2 separate regions of the Homo sapiens genome follow, and region 1 is linked to region 2. A link is a contact called in ENCODE Hi-C or POLR2A ChIA-PET data. All regions are on one chromosome and are shown on one strand. Each heading gives the region's core, a stretch centred on a gene start or an enhancer-like site at or near the end of the contact. The rest is flanking DNA. Distances are from core to core; before and after follow the strand shown. Region 1 overlaps CRADD (CARD and death domain containing adaptor protein). Region 2 overlaps LOC105369911 (a long non-coding RNA gene).

Evidence for each region. Hi-C counts contacts between places; a loop is a spot of excess contacts on that map. ChIA-PET counts read pairs that join two places held with the same protein, here RNA polymerase II (POLR2A). Pooled maps may share reads with other maps.
Region 1: a pooled map of gastrocnemius medialis shows a loop between it and region 2 (6-fold over the local background). The contact joins two enhancer-like sites. A Hi-C loop is called at or near these places in 5 of 50 pooled maps. POLR2A ChIA-PET finds 5 or more read pairs at or near these places in 4 of 52 experiments (AG04449, OCI-LY7, SK-N-SH and 1 more).

What each region holds. Positions count from the first base shown.
Region 1 is chr12:93,741,065-93,743,764 of GRCh38, reverse strand. The region is part of intron 2 of CRADD (CARD and death domain containing adaptor protein); the gene reads right to left. Among named protein-coding and RNA genes, the nearest start is that of CRADD-AS1, 4.6 kb to the right of the region's middle. RefSeq lists silencers at 1,158-1,247, 1,278-1,447 and enhancers at 534-1,490, 1,491-2,447. Within about 2 kb of position 1,409, at least 32 of the 41 ENCODE cell types and tissues checked have a DNase peak (open chromatin) inside an H3K27ac peak, as active enhancers do.
Region 2 is chr12:93,893,403-93,896,102 of GRCh38, reverse strand. It overlaps LOC105369911 (a long non-coding RNA gene), which reads left to right. Exons shown (of 3, transcript NR_135017.1): 3 at 738-1,138. It also overlaps a transcript of CRADD not described here. Among named protein-coding and RNA genes, the nearest start is that of CRADD-AS1, 160 kb to the right of the region's middle. Within about 2 kb of position 1,447, at least 21 of the 41 ENCODE cell types and tissues checked have a DNase peak (open chromatin) inside an H3K27ac peak, as active enhancers do.

The DNA.
Region 1 (2,700 bases), core at 160-2,659, 150 kb after region 2:
TTCAAAAGAAGATGCATAAAGCAAGGATCTGGAGCCCAATATGTGATCATAGTTGCCCTGAATATAAGAAGAGAACACTCATCACGGTCTTCAAGCATGCACCACCCTCACTAAAATATATGAGTAAGAATAATTTTAGGCTTTTATTATTGAAGGGACAGTAAGAATAATTACACAGGGAATTCAGCTTACTATAAGGAATAATGTTCTATTCGAGACCAGCCTGGGCAACATGGCGAAACCAAATCTTTACTAAAAAATACAAAACTTAACCAGACGGTGACGAGGGCCTGTGGTCCCAGGTGCTGGGGAGGCTGAAGTGGGAGGATCGCTTAAGCCTAGGAGGTGGTGGTTGCAGTGAACTGAGTTGGACCCACTGCACTCCGGCCTGGATGACAGAGCAAGACCCTGTCTCAAACAAACAAACAAAAAGAAATAGCATCCTAGTAATTACGGCTCTCCAGCAATGGTATAGACTGCTTCGAAAAGCAGAAATGTTATAAAAAGATCCCTAGAATCCCATAGAAAAATTGGCCTAAAAAACCTCTATATTGTAACTCCAAAATTCTGATTCCATTAACTTAGTAACACAGGGAATACTGGCATTATCGGAGTACTAGTTAAGTTACTATTACTCTATACGCCACATTAATTCATTAAATTTAATATTAGGTATGCAGGACAATTGTCATAGCAACATAAATTATTAGCATTACAAGTTCCTAAACAGAAATATGCATAATACTAAAACGAAACTATTTTAAAGGGCAGACATTTATTTTTAATTCTGCAGGATTTCTTTTCAAAAGTGAACTTTGGTGTAGCCTCTGGTCTGGGGCGGAAGATGAGAATGGGAGGGCAGCCTGACCCCCCTCCTGATAAGGAAGGACCCAGCGCATAACCTGTTCAGGATCTGGAGCCGCACAAACACCTGACTCGCCCCTTCAAAACAAGATCCGCGGAATGGCTCGGGACACAACAAGAAATTGCCGGCAACCTGTGACGGCTCATTTTTACCGACAGTGGGAGGCGGGCAGTCGGAAGGAATGCCCATTTCTCCGGTGTTCCTTCCCAGAAGCAAAAGAACGTGTTTGTTTATGCAAGATTTACGTTTCACTCAGGTTTGGGTTGGGTTTGTTTCCTGGAGATGGAGCTGAGTTTCCCTGGTTTTGCTGGAGTGAGGACAAGCTGATCGCTCCGTATTTACCTTTCACTTGAGCCAAATTGGACAAATGCAAATAAACAGGTCTTGCAGGCGCCCCCCGGCAGTCGGCGCCGCCTCCCCGCGCTGGGCTGGGCAGCCGGGGCCCGCAGAGGCAGCCGGCGCCCTAGGGCGGCTGGGGCCGCGCGCCTCCCTGCCCCGCTGCGCGGCCCGCGGGTGCCCGGCCAAGCGCTGGCTTATCTGCAGCTCCCACAGCGCCCCCGCACTCACCAGTTCCTAGAGCAGGGATTCCGAGAAAAAAGAAAGAGCCGGGTTCCCTAGAAACATTAAATTAACACAAGGGATCTGGAAACAAAACAGCAGATGCCTCAAAGCCTTCTCCTTGACGGCTTCCTGCCTTCTTGGAAAATCTTTGCATTAAAATAGATTGAATTACCCTGCTCTGCCAGATGCTGCTCGGGAACTTCATTTTGGGCTAACATGAAAGGAGAGTTTGACATCTTTTAAAGGATTTTTCTTTTCGAGGTGGTTTGAGGGGCGCCTTTGGGTTGCTGACATTAGCAAGGACCCAAGGCTGAGCTTTTTGCATTACAGTCGAGAACTTTCCATAACAATGGCTAGCAAATCAGATAACAAAGATCATGGCGTGTAGAGGAGACGCGGTGGAGCATAGAATGAGCACTAAGGGTTCAGAAGCCGAGGTTGCTGTCTCTGGGAAGAGCCTAGAAAGAGCACAGGCCAGCCGCCTCCTTTTACAGGGGAGAAAATGTCTTTTATTTCTAAGCCTACTTATTTTGACCATAGCTATGAGAACTATCTAATGGCATTTCCAGAGAGTCACAAACAAGCAGAAAGGCTTGTGAGTAGTATTTTATCAGCCTCTTTGTTCTAAAGCCCATCGTCTAACCTCCACCGACCCCTATCTACAAATTAATCAGACCATATAATTTGTAAATTCAAACCCAGATTAATAACCACACACCTTGAACAGTGGGTCTTCAGCACAGAGTGTATTCCACTTTCCTGTCATGTTAACTTTCATATTTAAAGAATTTTGGTAGCTGAGAACAAGATCCAAAGCTTCCTATGAGGTATCAGGATTTTACAGAGTAAATTGTTTTTACTGGAGTAGGATCTTCTTTGACATTTTAACTTTTTTTCATGATAACCTTTAGGAAAGGACGCTATAATCCTTAGTCGCTAATTTATATGTGTCATGCTTTCTAGTAAACTGGAAAATAACCTACATTCTTAAAAGGATTCTATGCTTATCCCAAATTTAGGAGCACAAGATGGGGGAGAAGTATATTACAACAAGATACTCTAAACACAAATAAAATTAAATATCCTTGCCTAAGCATGAAAGCAATAAAACTCATCTTAAAGCAATGCAGTCAGACAAAATCATTGCATCTGTAATAAGGGTAAGTACACAACTCCGGGAGTTAGCAGCCCTAAATATTTCTGTTCTAATGACACACAAGAGATACACAAAATCTATCATTCCTCCCTGATGTACGAAAAAATAAAGGGCAATT
Region 2 (2,700 bases), core at 198-2,697:
GCTTCAAATCTTGTTTGTCCTGAGAGTCAGTGGCTCTTGCAAATAAAACCAGGTCCCACGAATTTTTTATGATGAACCTGGTAACTGTCTTACACTTTTTTTTTGAGACAGGGTCTTGCTGTAAACCCAGGCTGGAGTGCAGTGGCACTATCATGGCTCACTGCAGCCTCAGTCTCCTGGGCTCAAGGAATCCTCCCACACAGCCTCCCAAGTAGCTGGGATTATAGGTGTGCACCACCACACCTGGCTAATTTTTAGATTTTTTGTAGAGGTGAGGTTTTGCCATGTTGCCCAGGCTGGTCTTGAACTTTTGGGCTCAAGCAATCCTCTCACTTGGGCCTCCTGAAGTGCTGGGATTACAGGAGTGAGCCACCATGTCCAGCAGTCTCTTATAATTTAAAAAATGTGATCAATCAACATTTCCTGAACACCCCAAATTGCAGAGAGTTTTTGGTCTCTTGCTTTTATGTGACACCTACATCTTCCAGGAGCTTGTTTTTAAAGGCAGCTGGCCTTCTTGAGGCACTCTTAAGCCCTGCCATCACTGTGCCATCCCAGAAATTGGAGAAAGCTCAGGGTGCAGATTCCCAGGGTGGCTGAATTCAAACCGCAATGTCAGGCCCCTGTTAGGGAAGTTAAGGGAAAGTTAATTCTGTGGGAAGTGGGGAGGGGAGGAGTAGAAATTATAAGCTTTTCTTTCAATATGACATCTTTGCCTTGTATTTCCTGTACCTCAGGAATGACCGAAGGATTGGGGAAGAAAATACTCCCCCTGCTGATGCTCCTTTGGTTCTACTTGGGAGTGAAGCTCACAAGAGGAGGGACTGCAATAAACGTTCCCCAGATGATGCAGAGGTCTCTCTCTGCTGACAGTTAATACCTTGCCTCCAAGCCTGAATCGCCTTCCTGTCTGCGGGGTGTCTGAACGAACACAGCAAGATGTGCAGGTCACTGAGTTAGAAGAAGTCGGCAGGGCCTAAGGCCTTCTGCAAGGTGTGACTCTCTCCCTCCATACTGAGAACATTTTGAAGTGACTTCAGAGGCTGCAGGGCTTGGGAAGTCCCATGAGAACCGCTCCCCTTTCCCAAGGCACCGACATGGCCTGTAGCCAGGCATTGCTGTTTCTCAGCAGACTGATCCAGGCCAGGCTTTCTGCTCTCCCTGCTGGAGGACCGCCATCCTTATTGAATGTATTTCCAAGAAAGCAGTTGACGGGCTTGGCTGTGCTATTTCTGGAAATGTTCAATAGGCCATCTTCTGGCAGGGACCGCTGCTGATGGATGGGTCTGAAGGGGAGACCGAGTGCTCAGCGCCATCTCGGCCCCGGCCTATTCCCAGGTGTCTCTGAGCAACAGCCGTCCCCAAATACCACGGGCCGGCAGCTGGCGGGGGCTGTGGGCCTCTGTGGAACTTGCTTCCTCCCTGGCAGGGAAGCTGCCAGCAGGCCTACTGCTAAATGAAGACAGGCGCCCTGTGACTATAAATTACAAAACACATCAGCTCCGGCTGATGCACCGCATGTCCCGCAGTCAGTTCTGCAGGGGACACTTGGCCACTGCCAAAGGGCATTCCAGACAGTGGCTTTAACTCTTGTGGCAGCCACAGGAGAGAGGCCAAGCCTGTTGCTGGGCAGAGGAGCTCTTGGCAACTCCCAGAGGTTGCAATTGCTCTGGACTGCTGAGCTCTGTATAGACCAGGGCTTCTCACCCTCTGCACCATTGACATTTTGGACAACATACTTCTTTGTTAGGGGCCATCTGAGCATTGTAGGTTTAGCAGCATCTCTGTTATCTACTCACTAGATGCCAACATAATCCCCTGCCCCCCGCCCACCCACACACATACACAGAATTGTGACAACCAAAAACGCCTCCAGACATTGTCAAATGTCCCCTGGAAGGCAAAATCGCCCTTGATTGAGAACCACTGGTGTAGAGGAAAGAGGGTAGGGTCTGGGGTGATGGCAGAGAGAGGAAGATGCCAGTTCAGAATCTCCAGGTGAGCTGTGAAGCCAGGCAAGTAACAGAATCCTTTGGCCTCAGTTTCCTCATCTCTAAAATGAGAAGAAAGAGAAGGTCAAATCAAGGGAGTATGGCGATCAGCTGAGCTAATGTGTGTGGTGCACTTTGAGATGTATTTAAGCTCTAGGTCAAACAACGTAGGAATAGATGATCTAGTGCTTATTTTTTTTTTTTTCTTTTTTGAGATGGAGTCTTGCTCTGTCGCCCAGGCTGGAGTGCAGTGGTGTGGTTCACTGCTACCTCTGCCTCCCAGGTTCAGGTGATTCTCCTGCCTCAGCCTCCAGAGTAGCTCGGATTACAGGCACATGCTACCGCGCCTGGCTAATTTTTGTATTGTTAGTAGAGACAGGATTTCATCATGTTGGCCAGGCTGGTCCTGAACTCCTGACCTCAGGTGATCGGCCCATCTCAGCCTCCCAAAGTGTTGGGATTACAGGCATGAGCCACTGCGCCCAGCCTAGTGCTTAAATTTAAAGAACATGGCTCCCTTTGAAGAATTTAGCCGAGTATTTATAAAATTCCCCGTGACTCTTAAATTAAAACAAACAAATGCTTTAGAAAGCTTTTCTCTTTATTTTTTTTCTTCTGACTTCTAACAAGAATAAGTATGCCGTGTCTGCCTGAGGTTAATGTACATGATTTCCCCTAGTCTTCCTTGAAAGAGGCTTCAATTTTTTTT